Linked DNA regions of Mus musculus: region 2 is linked to region 1. A link is a loop called in an ENCODE intact Hi-C map of the cell type or tissue named here. Cell type or tissue: left cerebral cortex. All regions are shown on one strand. Each heading gives the region's core, and the rest is flanking DNA. Links, peaks and the distances in the headings are about the cores only.

What was found. Peaks named below come from ENCODE experiments on the same cell type or tissue, not always from the same donor. Only the 100,000 strongest peaks of a DNase experiment are listed, where the experiment ranks them.
Region 2: a loop joins it to region 1, with 3 times the contacts of the local background. A loop is called at or near these places in 2 of 42 quality-filtered maps.

The regions. Positions count from the first base shown.
Region 1 is chr10:38,569,860-38,578,287 of GRCm38, reverse strand. No RefSeq gene overlaps it. Among named protein-coding and RNA genes, the nearest start is that of Gm22911, 41 kb to the left of the region's middle. In left cerebral cortex, for the core only: no CTCF peak of the experiment used is centred there; DNase peaks (open chromatin) are centred at 4,372 and 5,032; H3K27ac peaks cover 869 bases.
Region 2 is chr10:39,046,254-39,054,681 of GRCm38, reverse strand. Lama4 (laminin, alpha 4) reads right to left here. Exons shown (of 38, transcript NM_010681.4): 11 at 6,555-6,748; 12 at 825-941. Among named protein-coding and RNA genes, the nearest start is that of Fam229b, 83 kb to the left of the region's middle. In left cerebral cortex, for the core only: no CTCF peak of the experiment used is centred there; DNase peaks (open chromatin) are centred at 4,631, 4,898 and 6,662; H3K27ac peaks cover 716 bases.

The sequences.
Region 1 (8,428 bases), core at 142-8,141:
ATTTGTCAAGATAATTCAGAGTATTTATTGAAGCTAAATCTTCATAGTTCACACAATACATTTTATCTTTCATTACTTATGATCTTAGAATAATTGCATAAAGGAAAAGCTACTAGTGGAACTTACATTGAAAAAAACTCTAATATTTTGAGTTTCTTCATTTTGTGATCAATGATTGAGCAATTATTCATGTTTTTAATAAAAAACAGAGCCATCCTTTTTTTTTCTCTTGTGCCGCCAATAGTATTAAACATCGTGATTTGACAACTTAAATATAATAGACAGGGAAGTGTCTTGAGTGCTACTTAGGCATCTTTAACACATATAACAGATGATGTCTCAGTGAAAGGCAGGGTCTGGTGACTTCAAATGTTTATAAGAGGATGAAAGTGTGGCAGATGAGCAGTTAGTAGGACAGCCCCCAGTGGTGTTGAGAGCACATTGATAATTAGCCATGTGTATTTCCTGCTGCCCTTCCATGTCTCTCCTTAGCAACATTTGTTTCTATGCTGATCATTTCCTGATGAAGTAAGTCTTGAAAATGCAGTTACTTAACATCTCTACTAGCAGAACATTCACAAGTAGAACTCACTCTAATATATGTCAGTTTATATAACTGATCATTGATCACCTCTCCATGCCCATCACCCTGGACAGAACATTACAACTGAGAGAAATATTATAGACAACAGGGTCACAGAGCCCAAACAATGTGCGATACAGTTCAGTAGTATGCTTTTCTTTACAATTTACTATACTGTGTTGTGTAATTTTGCAACTCTGTCCTTGGGAAATACACTGGGTTAATTACTGTATTGCCAAGCAAAAGGCCTGCTTAGATTAATGTGACCAAACAAAGTTTCTAACAGCCATAAATTAAGCTAAATTAAAAGCTAAATTAACTGGCTTAGCCAGGCTTTTAAATATGGATGGTTTTAGAAGCTAACTTTTCCACATAGTTTACTGAACTTACATTTTTCTTCTTGTTGGTTTTGTACATTGTCTCCAGTGTAAGAACTTATTTCGAGCAAAATGTGATTGTAAACAGATGTTTTAATGCTCTCTTTAAACCATCAGGTGGTGAAACGAATCTAAGACAAGACTTTATGCCAAAATCAAGCTTCTCCATTTTGAGGAGTTATTCATTAACACAGTTTTACAAATTCCAACTAATGGTGCCCAAGATATCTAGAATTTTACATGTTGTTAAAGGAGATGCCTAAAAATGCAAGCGATAATTAAAAACGAGTGTTTGCATGTAACTGTTTTTTCTCAGTTTAATGTGCCACTGTGATTAAAAGAAATTGTTGGAAAGAAATAAAACTCTGGTTTTCTCTGGGGTCAGAGTTTTTATAGTTCTGTTTTGCCAGGTCTTAAGGAATAAGGGAAGTATCAAAACCACAGAGAACAATTTGAAGAAGAGTCATAATTTGGCAAAGCGGTCAAAGCACTTTTCTATTGTTACGAAAATGGGACTAATAAATGCAAGATTTTAAGATACTCTTGGGTAACAATGTTGCAGCTATGGGATAGGGGTCAATTTAAAAATCAATAAGGATCTTAGCTTTGTGAGGCAGTGCAGGGATGAATTGAAAAGGGCAACCACTGGAGTTTAAACGCCTCCTTTGTGATCACAAACTTCACTTCTGTGTGATGTTCAAATATTACTGATTGTCTCTAAACTTGAAAAATGAGAAAAATTTCAGAAGGCATCAAACTGAATTGTTGTGGAATATTTCTAGTATAGTGCTATATACATTGGAATTCAATACAATTTAGCCATTTTAATATGAGAGTAGAGTCTATATTTTGTGATTTCCCTCTAAGCCTTTTAGGGATACTCAAAGCCATCCTAAAACAAGAGCAATAGAACTTGGTGGAAACGAGCAATATCTTTCACATTTTGAACCTCTTATGTAATATTACCAGTGTTAAGATTTTGAAAGTATATAACTGTTTTGGGGATTACTATATACTCAGGTTGGTCATCAATTGTGTTTGGCGATATTCTGCTTTTACAATTTCTTGTCAACTCAAGAGAACTTTCAAGAGTGTCCTTTGATGTTTTAGTCTATATTACTTCTTTGAAAATATTTGCCTGTCTCTGAATACTTTACTTTTGCAGTGATCAAGATTCTCTCTTTTTAAAGAATTGGGTCTGATGTGATGGTCAAAGGGGGAAAAATTGTTTTTCCTTAGCTATTGAAGTTTTCTGAGTGTGTTTACTGTAAGTAATGAACTTTAATTACTTTTGCCATTACAGCTGATTTGATCGAATTTTCCACTGACTGCACAAAACATCTGCCCTACTGGGACCATGCATAGTCTCTGATCTGGGTAAAATATGCTCTTAAAATATAGTAACATCTGCAGTCCATTAATTTCTAAAGCAATAAGCAAGTTGTGTTTCCAAAAGGGATAAGCCAAATTTGTGCTTGGGAATTTTCTTTCCTTGCTTTCTATCTGAGTGACTTTAAACTGCCCATGCCTCTTTGCTTTGTTTTACTTCTACCTATTGCCAAATGGCATAACATTTGATTTGATGTTTTATTGTATTCTTGATATATTAACTTTTCTCAGAGATAAGAAACATGATCAGGAGAGGGGCTTCTTTTTTATTCCACTGACATCAGGATGTTCTTACTGACTGCTTAAGTGCTGAGTGGACTTCTCTTTTTCTTTTCTTTTCTTTTCTTTTCTTTTCTTTTCTTTTCTTTTCTTTTCTTTTCTTTTCTTTTCTTTTTTTTTCTTTTCTTTTCTTTTCTTTCTTTTTTTTGGACAAAGGCACTTTAATGTAGATTTCTTTGAAGACTAAGCATAAGGTTTTTAAAAGGTGGGAAATCATCTAGGAGTACATGAAGCTTTTAATTTTGTCTGAAAGCAACACAAAAGACTATCATTATCGGTATTATCTTTTTTGCTGTGATGCATCTCTGGTATAAAGTCTTGAGGTCATTCTCTGTGGCCTTAAGCTTCAGAGAAAACAGATAAAGTGTAAGGGATAGAACAGTGCTGCTGGACAGAAGTTAGTAAAAAACAGTGATGCTATGAGCATATCATGCAGACCTTGAAGCTATAATGTTATTTACTAGGGTTTATTTAATGTTTCTCAATTAGAAATTCTTGGCATTCCAATTTACAATTATTTTTGATTTTTATTTTCACTAATCTGTGGTTAATATACAAAGAAATATGTTTTGTTGTGACATTGTCACACATGTGAGATTATACTTTATAACCACGTCTCCTCCATAGCCATCTTCCTTTCTCTCTTACTGATACTCTTCTCTTGGCTCCTCAGATTCTTGGCAACCCTTCACCCCTTTTCAGACCTCTTCTTTTCCACACTACTTGCCACTCCATACAAACACATACATTTTAAATCTAATGATGCATATGAGGCAAAATGGGAAATATGCTATATTTGTCTCTCTAGGTCTAGGTTAGAGAATAGCACCCAGTCTATGTTCCCATTAGAAAACCTGGCTGCAGAATCAGTTCATGTCTTTCTGGCTTCCTCCAGTTTGGAGGTGTGTGTTAGGCACAAGACAAGGTGATGCTTCCCACTCCCAAGCCTGTTTCTCCAGCCTCTGTTTCTCACTCAGGACATCACATTGTGAGCTTCAGATGAAAATAGCTAGAAGATATAGGGGCTGCTTCACCATGTATGTATGTGTGTGAGAGAGTATGTGAATGTGTGTATGAGTGTGAGTGTGAATGAGTGTGTATGTAATTGTGGGAGTGTGTGTGTTTGTGCATATGACTGTGTGTAACAGTGTGTGTGAGTGTGTAAGTATGCAAGTATGTGTGTGTGCATGTGCATGTAAGTCTGAGAATGTCTAAGTACATGTGATTGTGTGTTAGTGTGTGAGAATGTGTGTATTTGTATGTGTGTATGAATATTTGTGTGAGTGTTAGTGTGTGAGAGTTTGTGTGAGTGTGTGTGTTTGTATGTGTGTGTAAGTGAGTATATATAAGAGAATATGTGAGAAAATATGTGTGTGAGAGTTTGTGTGTGTGTGTTTGTGTGTGTGTGTTTGTGTGTGTGTATTTGCGTATGTGTGAAAGAAAGTATGAGAAAGTATGTGTGTGAGTTTGTGTGAGTTTTTGTGAATGTGTGTGAGTGTGTGTTTGTATGTGTGTTTAGGTATGTGTGTATGTGAGTATGTATGAGAGAAAGTGCGTGTGTGAGTGTATAAAAATTTTCAGGCTTACATATGTTTCAACAACCCTATTAAACCCTCCCAACAGTATCTACTAAACAGATTATGCAAGACACACATGTTTCTAGTTACAGAGATCCCCTATGTCAGTGAAAGTGAACATCCTTTAGGAAGGATTATTGTGTTTCTTTGGCATGGGCTCAACTCCATATTTTGTCTAGTTCTACATTCAGCCAGTTGAAGCATTTATAGCTACACTTATATATGTATGACATATATGCATATATGAAACTGTATGCTGGAAAGCAGTTGTTCAACTCAACTTACCAGATGATTTTAATTACAATAACAACAACAACAGCAACAAGTAGCACTGTCTTTGTGAGAAATGAGAGGTTATCCAGAGTGGGCTAGCGAAACCTCACTGGAGGATGACATGCATAAGAACTGGAGAACCATCAAGGTTCAAGGAAGGATTGAACTGGCCTGTCAAAATGTTCTCTGAGAAGACGTTCAGCAGTTAGAGCAACCTGGATACTGAAAGGAAATAATGGTGGTCATTATCAATTTGGGACCTGCTGAATACACGTGGTTAGATTCATACTAAGGATTCATTTTCCAGAACCTGTAGCAAATACGGATGAGAACACACTGTGGAGAGGGGATGAAGTTCTTGAGGTGACCTGAGGGGGTTCCTGTACCATTGTTGCACATCTTAAGTGCATTTTAAGGACCCTAAAATGTCCACCATGTGTTCCTTTCCTGTGGCAGATATACAGAGTGTGACAGGAAATCCATTTCTTTTCCTGTAGATGCTAAATTCATTACCTTAACACAAGATTCAGTCTTACTCTTTGCACTTGCTGCCATAGCAACCAGTTCCAGGCATTTTTTTTTCTTTCTATTTTTCCTTCCACTGAAAGCAGAGTAGTTAAATGTAGCAGTGAGGACAGTATCCATTTAAACATTTAAAGGCACATAACATAGTTATGCCACAGGGTTTTCTATATTGCCTTCACTGTAATTATATTTTTCATAAATCTCTAACCACATTACAGACCATTTCACCAGAAACAAGAAGATTCTATCATTTTTAAGATATTTTCATGAAAACAAATCCTTTGCTCTATTTCAAATTTACTCACAGTAATAAGAGTTGTTTAAACTCTTAAAATACATGTAATATATAAATATATATATATATTTACAATGGATATATTTATAACTATAATATATAAAACACAATGTGCATGTAATACATATATGCATGTACATATGTACATATATGTAAATATATGCATATAGGTAATTACACATATGTATTACATATCTTTATGTGTATATAATATATGTGAATGTGATACATATGTGAACATATACATATATGTATACATACATGTACATATGCATATTATTTTGTATTATATATTTTATATATATTTGCTATATATATTTTTTTCTTCCAAAGGAATTCTCTCTAGAGATGTACTTGTTATCAGGGTCATCCTGGACAAGAAGTAAGTTTAAGTGATCTAAGTGGCATATAGCTGCTATATAGCTCTGAATAATGTATTAAAATTTATAAATTCACCATGATTATAGACTTACTGATTTCCATAGTAAAAGGAGAATAATTATAGAAAATAAAACAAGTTTTGGGATAAAAATAAAGTGTTAAAATGATAGCTGATGAGAAAGAGAAAGATTATCTGGTAGGTTTACTTGAGTGCTAGGGAGACTATAGTTTTGAAGACACAATGTATGATATATTCACACATATCCAAAGGAGGATTATGGGTATCCATACATCATGGTCAGAGAGGATATCCTTTCTGTGGGAATTACCAGGTGTGCCACCAGTAGGGTGCTGACTGAACAGCAGCAGTCATCTAGAATGTTGTCTTCACAGCTCATACTATCAAATGCATTTACTTTAGCTTTGGCTATTTATTAATATTTAAATATAGTATTCATAAATGATGCCGAGGTTCAAGACTAGTCTAAAAAGGAACACCAATAGGTTTGAACATTTTAAAACATCTATATTCCAGAGATTAAAGAATGAGCACTGATTTACAAGGGGTTTTATTGTTTTGTTTTTTATTTGAAGCTCTTCTATCTCCCTCATGCTCATTCTTACCTTACTTTACATCAATGATAGCTTGCATTTGGCAGTTAACTAAATTTCCCTTCTATTCATAGGCCTGAAATAAGCCCCGGTCTACACAGAAAGACACCATGATCGCAGATTTTGATTTAATTATTCTTTGTTCATTAGGTATATTGTCAGAGGATTTTCCTTGTCTAATTACATTAGTATAGAGGAGGCCTGTGATTGAACAGAAAAAAGAGAGGTGAAGCTAAGAGTTGCTGGGAGAAGGGGAGAGCTTCTCAGAGTGGAGGCAGGGATGTGGGGAGAAGAACCATGGCCCCAGATGTGTACCAGAGTGGCATTTCCAGCCACAAGTAGCTGGATTTCACAAGGTTAGAAATATTGGGATAAAGCTTTTATCATTATAAATTAGCTTTGAAATTACTGTATTGGCATCTTGTAAATTGTGATTTTATTGATATATAAATCTGATTGGTTAATTATGCTTTAAGAGTCTTGATTCTTCCAGGTGAGATGGCTGATGGTGGGGTGTGTGGAACATTGAGTGGAAGCAAGAGGAACTCAGGGCTTCACCTGAGAGATGGCCGAGCAGGGGCTGGAGAGTTGGTCCGAAGTTTGCAGGTCAATTTTTAATATTTCTCACAACAGTACATTAGATTTCTTGTTAAATATTGTTGTATTAATCACTCATTAAATTAGAGTTGAAGTCATAGCGATACATTTTTTAAAGATAGGCTCCTGTCTATCTTTATTATACAAAATGCATGTGGGTGTCTGGGAAATCAATAGGATGGCATTGGATCCCCTGGAACTGGATTTTAAGTGATGTGCACTGCCATATATGAACCAGGAACTGGATCCTGATGCTGTGAGGGAGTATATATTCTTAACCACTAAGCCATCACTCCAGCCTCCTCAGTAATGGATTTTCGTAACACACTGCTATATGCAAACCAAATATACACTCATTGATCAATGAAGATTTCATCTGAAATAGCATAGTAGGCGATAAGAGCAGGAAGAATGAAATAGATTACGAAGATAGAAAATCCAAGAAAATAATAGGTGTAAACTCAGAAACAGCAAACACTCAAAGAACAACAGACTAGGAAGATAACCTTGGGAATTTAGGAAGTATCTAATCCAGGGTGTCTAAACGGTAGTATCTTAGAGACCTGGTCTAACACAGGAATCAGAACAAGATTTCAGTCATATGCCTGAACTATGCTAGCAGGCGCTGAATGATCTATTTATAACTAATTTAGTGGGGATGGGATTTGACATATAACACATAGAATACTCAGGAATTGTTTGAGGTAGAAAAGAATAATGGCAAGAGAAAGACTTTATAGTCCATGAGAACTGCAAGAGCTAACTAAGGAACTCATCAGAAAGAGTGATTCACGAGCCGCTGCTTGATCAGACAGGACATGTGTGAAAGTAGCCATTTAAGAAACTGGATGAGGATACTGCCTTCTGCAAGAATGCTCATGAGTTAGTGTCAGGGAGCATGGAATGGTGAGTAAAGAAATTACATCAGTATTTTAAAAAATGATAAAGCTGTGTAAGTAATCAGGTGATAACTTAAAAGTCACCATTTTGTAATAAGTAAAAAGAAAATTTGTCTGTAGTTGATTTGTTTTGTTTTCTTTGAAAAGCACCAAATCCAGTTTTATTTATTTATTTTTGTGTTTGTTTTGTTTTGTTTTACCTGGAGAAATAAGGTGGTCACAAGGATTCTACCATGTGGAATGTCATTTTTTATATCAGAGGGCATTATTTGTTTGGGTTCACTGTTTATGTTTCAGGATGTTGATAAGGAAATGATTAAAATATTTGGAAACTCAGTTTATGGTCGTAAAGAGCAATGGACATAATACACATCTTTTTGGATTTTCAGTGATCAAAAAAACCCAAAAAACAAACAGAAAACAAAACCAAACAATTAATCAAACAAACAAAAATCCCAAACTATTAAGAATCTCAAGACCAAGAGGTTTGAGAACTGCTGATGTTTACAAGCTATGAATGTACTCTTATTCATCAGTGTGGATAATTCCTGTGGGCCTCTCTAAAGCTGGATACATACACAATGGAGAAGGTCTAAGAAGGCACATTGTGACCTGTGAGTGAGTGATCCTGGTGATAAAAC
Region 2 (8,428 bases), core at 361-8,360, 480 kb before region 1:
TATTCCATTTCACACAATGGTCTCCAGGTCTAGACATTCTCTTGCAAACACCACGTTATCATTTTTCTTTATTTTTTCCTACTCATCTATTGATGGACATCTAGGTTGGCTTCATTTTGTATCTATTGTGAATAGTGTAGGATATACAAGGATCTTTTTTTTGGTATGTTGACTCAGTTCTTCAGTTTTATAATCAAGAGGGGTTCGTCTGGGTCACATGTTAGTTCTATTCTATAGTGATTGCACAAGTATACATTCCCAGTGGGTAGTGAATAAAGGTTAATTTCCCCCTGCATCCTGGCCAATGTTTGCTTTCTCGATGATAGCCATTTTGATTGACATGAGATGGGTTCTCAAAGTGGTTTTAATTTGCATTCCTTGATAGTTAAGAATGTTGAACACTTTTTCTTCTTTTACGGATGATCTGCTTAATTTATTAGTTTGTTTATTGGTTGGATGATTTGGTTTGTTCAATAGCTTCCTAGGTAGAGTGTATAGGGAAGAACTATATTTATTACTTTAATAGATTTTGCTGTGACTGTATCTGTCATCAAAACTGCCAGCCACACGTGGCTCTTGAGGATGTGAAATGCAGCTGGTTCAAACAGAGTAGAATTACTAATTTTACTTAGTTTTATGGAACTGAAATTGAAGTAGCTGTGTAGTATTAGTAGCTACTGGGTGATACAAGAAACTGGAGGTCCCCATTAGCTGACACTGTTTCTCAATCCTCCTAACTTGAATTGAACTGGATTATCCTGACATTGAGCTGCTGTTCAAAATTGCTATCATGGCAAGCTTGAGCAACCCAGGTATGCCCTTACCTTTATTATCTCATCAAGTTCCTCAAGAGTGAGCTGAGGTATGGTAAGAGAGTCTGCAGACATACTCAGAGAGGCACCCACAACTTCCATCTGTTCCTTCACTCTCTCATGTTGTTTCTGATGGAAGGAAAACAAAGGAGAGAGGACATTATTGTCCACCATAGAAAAAAACTGAAGGAAAAAAATTACATGATCATCCATTGGATGTAGAAAACACCTTTGACAAACATTTTGACAAATATCCATTCCTGATGAAAGTCCTGGAGAGATTAGGGATACAAGAGACATTGCCACATAAGGAAGGCAGTTAACAGCAAGTCCATAGCCAACATCAACCTGAATGGAGAGGAACTTAAAGTAATTCTACAAAAATCAGGACCAAGATAAAGTTGTTCAATCTCTATATGTATTCAGTATAGGACTTGAAGTTCTAGTTAGAGCAATAAAACAACTGAAGGAGATCAAGGGGATTGAAACTGGAAAGGAAAAAGTCCAAGTTACCTTTATTTGCAGATGATATGATTAAAAACATGAGACCCTAAAAATTTCACTGGTTAGCACCCACAGCTGATAAGCACTTTCAGCAAAATAGTTGGATAAAAAATTTAACTCACAAAAAATCAGTAGCCATCATGTAAATAAACAACAAATGGACTGACAAAGAAATCAGGGAAACAATACCCTTCACAATAGCCTCAAATAATATAAAATATCATGGGATAACTCTAATTAAACAAGTGAAAGACTTGTATGATTAAAAAAGGAATAATTTTAAGAGATTGAAGAAAGAAGTTGAAGAAATTAGAAGATGGAAAGGTCTTCCATGTTCATGGATTGCTAGGATTAATAAAGCAAAAAGGACATATTACCAAAAGCAATGTATAGATTCAATGCAATTCTCATCAAAATTCTAACACAATTTTTCACAGACCTTGTAAGGACAATTTTCAGCTACATATGGAAACACACACACACACACACACACACACACACCCCTAAGATAGCTAAACAGTCCAGAAGAAAACCTGCTAGAATAATCAATATCCCTGATCTCAAATTATACTGTGGAGCTGAAGAGATAAAAAGAGACGAAGAGTAACTGGAATGGGAGGAACAAGTGGGGCAGGAAGGGAGGATGAGGATGAGGGAGGGAATATAAGAAGAGACAGCTAAAGATCAGGAGCCATATAAGCGGGCTGTATGGAAACCTAATACAGTAGAAGATTCCATACTATGAAGACCATCTAAATGAAATTGTCCAATAATGGGGAGATAGAGCCACAACTGAACATCTTTTGTCACTAAATGAAAATTCCAGTATCAGGAATCAGGTCCATCTTATTGAGTTGTAGGCCAAAGGCGTCCCATGAGAAACACCTAAAATCCACATTGTTGCCATGACAATAGGTAGCTCTTCTTAAATTGATTGGAAGGACCCATTGTTGAAAACAATACAACTCACTGAATGTGGAGAACTTGAGCTGGTGCCTAGATAGGGCCTTCACCCTACATGCTAGTGCCTTTGGTACAAGTAAGTTTATGCTATCAAAAGAGAAGCATAAACATCAACCCAGCCACAAACCCACTGATCTATATTTGTGTCCTGCCTATAAGATTTGCTAGTATAATAGTGGCACAGAGCTTGTGGGAGCAACCAACCAATATCTGATTTGACTTAAGGCCCATTGCATGAGTTGGAACCCATATCTGACACTGCTTGGGTGATACCTGAGGTTTGATAGTTCAGAGACTTAGGGGAAGACCAAATATTGCTATTCTATTAAGAGAACACAGCCGTACAGTGACTCCTAATGATATTGTGCTGTACTCATAGCTCAGTGCCTTGCTCAGACATCATCAGAGAAGCTTCCTCCTGCATCAGACAGGCACACATACAGAGAGGCCCACAGCCAGACAATATGCAGACCTTGGAACACTCATCTCTAAACAGGATGCTTCTATCAGATCTCTCCTTTAGGGGATCAGGGAACCTTAAGGAAGAGGAGGCAGAAAGAGTATAAGAGCCAGAGGGGATGGAGGACAGCAAGGAAACAAAGCCCTGTAAATCAACACGATTGCAGGAATTCACAGACACAGAGGCGCTGTGCACAGGGCCTGTACTATTCTGCACCAGACATGCTCTGAGGGCTGCAAGGAGAAAAGGACACGAGCCCTCATCCTTAACCCAGAAGCCTTCTCCAATTGATAACTACTGTAAATGAAAATTCTGTTTTCTCCAAGGGAGTCTCACTGAGGAAACAAACTACTCTCATGGGTAGGCTGTATGTTCAGCAGTTAGATGGCCAGCAGAAAAAACCTCCACCACATCTTTAGAGGTTCCTTGCCTCATGTTATGTCAGGGTTTTCCTTTAATATTAAAAAAAACCTTAATATATATGTTATATATGAAATTATAACACACACACACATTTACCCTACATGTTCTTTGTGTATATATTATGGTGAGCGAGTGGGTCTCTGCGTCTATATTTGTTTCTTGAGTTCCTTTCCTTTGGTTTGTTTTGCCCTATCCTAATGTTAGTTTTTGTTTATCTTATTATATCATATTCTAATCTTATTAGTATCCCTTAGAAGTCAGTTTGCTTTCTAGTGAGAGACCAAAAGGGAATGGATCCATAAGGAAGGGGACTTGGGGAGGAACTTTGAGGGGTTGTGGGAGGGGGAACCATAACTGACATATATTATGTGAGGGAAAGATTGTTTTCAGTAAGAGAAAAAAATATTTTGCCCAAATTCTTAAGTTTGGGGCTAGGGATACTGTTCAGTAGCAGAACGTGTTCTGACAATGCATAAGGCCATGGATTTGATGCCAGCTCTACAATTAATTACTTAAAGGAATTGAAATTGGGCAGTATAATTTCACGAAAAAGTTCAAAAATCATATTCTAAAGCACAGAATCAAATTCCAATAAGGTTTCACTTATTCAAATTTGTTAAAAGAAAGACTGATATATAGCTGAAATACTAGGTTTTAATTAAATTAATTAAATTAATACCTAGTATTTGGAAGAAATTAAAATTTCATAGCATTTAAACATGGAGACATAGACAAAAGAGTGTGAGTAGTAGTGTTTAGTCGTTTGAGAGTCTAATTAGTGTTGGAAAGAGTATTGATCAAGAACAACCAGTATTCACAAACAGGATCTGGATTACATAGCAGGTGGGGGTACTCCATGTCCCTGTTTATACCCATTTGTTGACAAATAAAACTGATGCATTCGAGACATCACATTAGATCTTGGGAAGACAGAATTCATGTACAGCAGGAGCAGTGCTCTTTGGGTGCTTATGATTTTAGTAGGGATAGACAAAATGTGAACCACAGGTGTACACATGCCCATACACATGCACACACACATGCACACACACATGCATACACATGCATGTATGCATGCATGCACAGACACACACACACAGAGGATACACAACTACACATTCAGTAATACCTATGAAACTGGATCATAGACTATACCCTAAATGTATTAAAGATGATTACAGTGCTACAGTTCATGGCTGTATCAGTATAGAAGAGGGAGGCGCTCCTTCTGATGGTCATTTTCTTAGCCTGGGCTTTAGAAGAATGATCGGAATTTGTCTGCCAACCTGATATGTATAAATAACCGAACATGTTTCTCATAGCAGGACTGTATTGTGTGTGCACCCATATGTGTCTATACATGGGAGTGACATGTGAGGGTGGGTGGTTTCCATAGTTTCCACAGAATTTTCAGTAGATGTAAGAATAGAAGGATGTAAGAGCTTTAGTAAGAAAGACATGCTATGTAATGAGTCACTTAGCCTAGATCAAGGACAGGACAGGACAGAATTAGATAAGGAACTGGGCACAACCACGTGAGCAAAGGAAAAAGGAGGGGAAACAACATGGCCTTCATATCTGGGAGGCAGCTTTTGTATAGGTGTCTGGACACACTGTGGAAACTGTCTGGCAAATGCTGACCATTAGCTCGGAAGCAGCAGCAGCAGGACAGACAGAAGAAGCTTGAAATGCTGTGTGCCCTGCTGTTCTTTTCCTAAACTTCTGCTCATGCTGCTCATTTGTACTTAGTAGAAGAATTTGTTTAACCGAGCTAAAAGAGGCCTCCCATCTGCCTGAAATCACGGAAACGCCAAATTCCTCATATCTATGTCCATGAGGGTTTTCTAAAAATGTGCATAAGAAAATTTTAATTAAGAGCTAGACTGGCATGCATTTACTTTTAGAACTGAAGTCGCTTTGCACAGGCAACATTGTTCATTTACTGCTTATGACAAAGTCCTGACACATGTCAGTATTTGCCAACAGCTGGTCATGCATGCCTCTGCTTTAGTCTTCAGCCCATTGTATGCCACTCCTATTGGTTATGGAGATCATAGATCCCTAAAAATAAGTCAGTGGAGAATTAAGCATGGTAACTCACCACATACTAGAATGTATTCTCTAGTAAAGGTGCATACAGAAGACAAAGCCCTTGCTGAGATTGACAGCTCACAGTTGGAAAAGAGAACCCCTTAGGGTTTGCTACTACATCAAGGCAGATCTTAGCTTCTTTTGTCCTGTAATAAAATCTTCCTTCTATGGCTAAGGGGACAGTTCTGTGTTTGGGTCTCTTAAGTCCTTGTCTGGCAGGGTGTGGTCTGGGCTAATAACTTCCCCTATTCATAAAGAACTCTCCACATTGAACAGTTTGGAAGTCTTCATTAGTGAGCCCCTAGCAGAGTTGCTATGATAGTCATTTCTTATACAAGTTTCATCATATTTCTGCTTAATGTATATATGCTAGCTTGCAATCTATTACACATTTGTTAGTGTGTAATGGTTAACATCATTTGAAAGCTCTATTTAAAAAAAATACTGAATAAGAGTTTGCTTCTGTTTAAAAAAATGTGATGAGGACAAGATATATACATTAGGATATTAATGTATTAAGGGGCAATGATGATTGAAAATCTCATCATTGGACCAAGTTTAAGTTGATCTTATTGATGATAAAATACTCAAATAAACTGATGGATTTGATACTGGCCATTTCTATTTGTCTATGTTGTTTCCTTAGCCTAAGTTTTACAAACATGTCCAAGTTTACTTGTGTCATCTCTATGAGGATGGTTGTTCACTGGTGGTGGTGGGGACAAGTGTTGTATGGAGTGGACACATGGTCAGCACTTCCCAGCCCTGTGGGTGTGGGAATCAGAGAAAGATAGGCAGAGAAAGATGCTATGGACTTTCTAAGTACCACTCAAGCTATGGTGGTACTTAGAATTTTCCTCACCTTTTTGTGTTTGTATGGTTTTAGCTTGAGTTTAACCAGCTTCCTCTATAGCTGCTCTCAGTGGCCTATGACAATTCCTTTCCAAAATTTATACCTTTCTAAAGCCTGTAAATATCCAAAAGACAGTTCTGGGTAGATGTATGTTTCTTGAATAGTCCTTTTCTGTCTGGAGAAAGCAGTATAGTCTCATGTAGGAGTATATGCACTAATAGAATCTCACTCTTACCTAAGCAAAGACTAAACATTTATTTATCACTGTTCAACTTAATTTAAGGCACAGATATGGTTGTGACTTACAATAGCAAAAAAAGCAACCATATTTAAAATATGAGTGTTTAGGTATAGCAACATTTAAAGTTTTTAATGTCAGCCACTTTTTCTTGGTATAAGTTTAGTTTGTCTATGCCTGACATGCGTTCACAGTTGCTGCCCACTGTACCTCATGGTCCCGCTGCTTGAAAGTGATGGCTCTATTCATGTCTTCTGCATCCCTGACATGGTCGAGGGCCTGGTTAATGGATTCCTGGAGGTCGGACAGCTTAGCGTTGTAGTCGTCCAGCTGCTCCAGCACCACGGGGAATAAAGAGCGGGTGTCATTGTGCAGCCGCTGCCAGTTCTCAGCTTGGCTCAGCACTGAGGAGAAATGGAGACAAACTTAGTCTGGGCTCCTGCATTTCACAAAGTAGAGAAAAATTCAGTCCCTGTCTGCTTCAGTGATTGAGATAGGAGAGAGGTTCACAAAAGAAGCCCCAGCGTTTCCAGTTAAGGGAGAGATGCTTTCCTGCTGGATTTAGGAACTCCTGACAAATCAACTAAAGGAAGGGCTTGATAGCTTTTCCAAGAGGATTATACTTTCTGCAAAATCTAGGCTGTTATACCTTTCTGTTTACTACCCAGATTACCATAGTTTTATCTTATAAAGGAAAACTGGATATGCTTATGGTTATTCCTATGAAAAAGAACCAATGTTTTCTAGTCAGTGACGGAACAAGCATCTATGCTGTTTCTAACACTTGTTTTTACCACTTTACCCCACTGTTTCCTGTCAGTTAAGGTTTTGGGTGGAATAAAGATTAAATAGCAACAACAGAATATTCTTAAAGTCTCTTTCTTGGCTCATAGGCACATTTATTGATTAGGTACCATAATTCTTGGTCCCCCCATTCTCAACAGGGAATGACAGTCTGTCCTGTTAAAGCTTACCCTTCCTTTCCTTAGCATGGGGAAACTATACAAGTTCCCGACTCAGTAAAGTAAATGTTTAAAATCCACTTATTTACTTCAAGAAACTAAGAGAGAGAAGTAAATGGTCTTTTTTTTCCATAGGGCAGTCTGGTTAAATTTCAAAATAGTCAAGGAGCTTGGGAACATCTAGCTCTGATGGTGGAGCTCCAGCTGGCCTGACTGGCCTGAAATTCTCCTGTCGTTCTCCCTGTGGTATGACTTTATTTGTTGTTACAATAAACCTTTATGCCAATAGCCGCCTTCTCTGGTATCCACAATAACTGATAACAAAGGTTGATGGGGCAGCATCTGTTGGAAGATGTCTTGTGCCCTTTAACCTTTGCAGCTCCATCGATTCCCCAACAATCTAATAAAGCTCTCAGACCCCTTCTTATAGTGGATTTTTAAATGTGTAAAATAAAATACATAAAACTTAAAAGTGACAATAATATAAGTAAAAATAGCTAACATATAAATTCAAACTAATAACTTTTCAATTTATGTTTTTACTAATTTATCAATCAATCTCTATTAATTATTAATATCTAGCAATGGATGTATTAACTGTAATTATGAGGTATGAATGGAAGTATATGAAATATCAGCAACTGCTGAAATCTGATATGAATATCTGTAATTTCCTCTGTTGAATGTATAGATTCTTTGCAACTTTTCTCACTGAGAATATAACCAATTTTATTCTGAATCCAGGCTGGTCCTGACCAAGAGAACAAATGTGATATGACTGAGTTCCAATTCCAGGCTTAAAGAGCCCCAGAACTTCCTATTCTTTCCCTCTCAGCACATTCCCCTGCCATGTGACCAAGTCCAGGCCATTCTCCATGAGATAAAGACTCTACATGGAGGGAGAGGTCCAGCTTGCCTGACTAGTCCTAGCACGAGGTCCACATGAGTGTATTTCACTTATGCCACATAGAACAGAGCTCAGCATGAAGACTGAGGGTAGCCGAATAACCACCCCATAAAATCAGGATCAAATATAGTTATAGTTTAAAATGAATCTGCCCAGGGTATATTGGCAGGTAGCAATGCTGTGCTCTATAGTGACCAGCGCAGGCACCTAACACT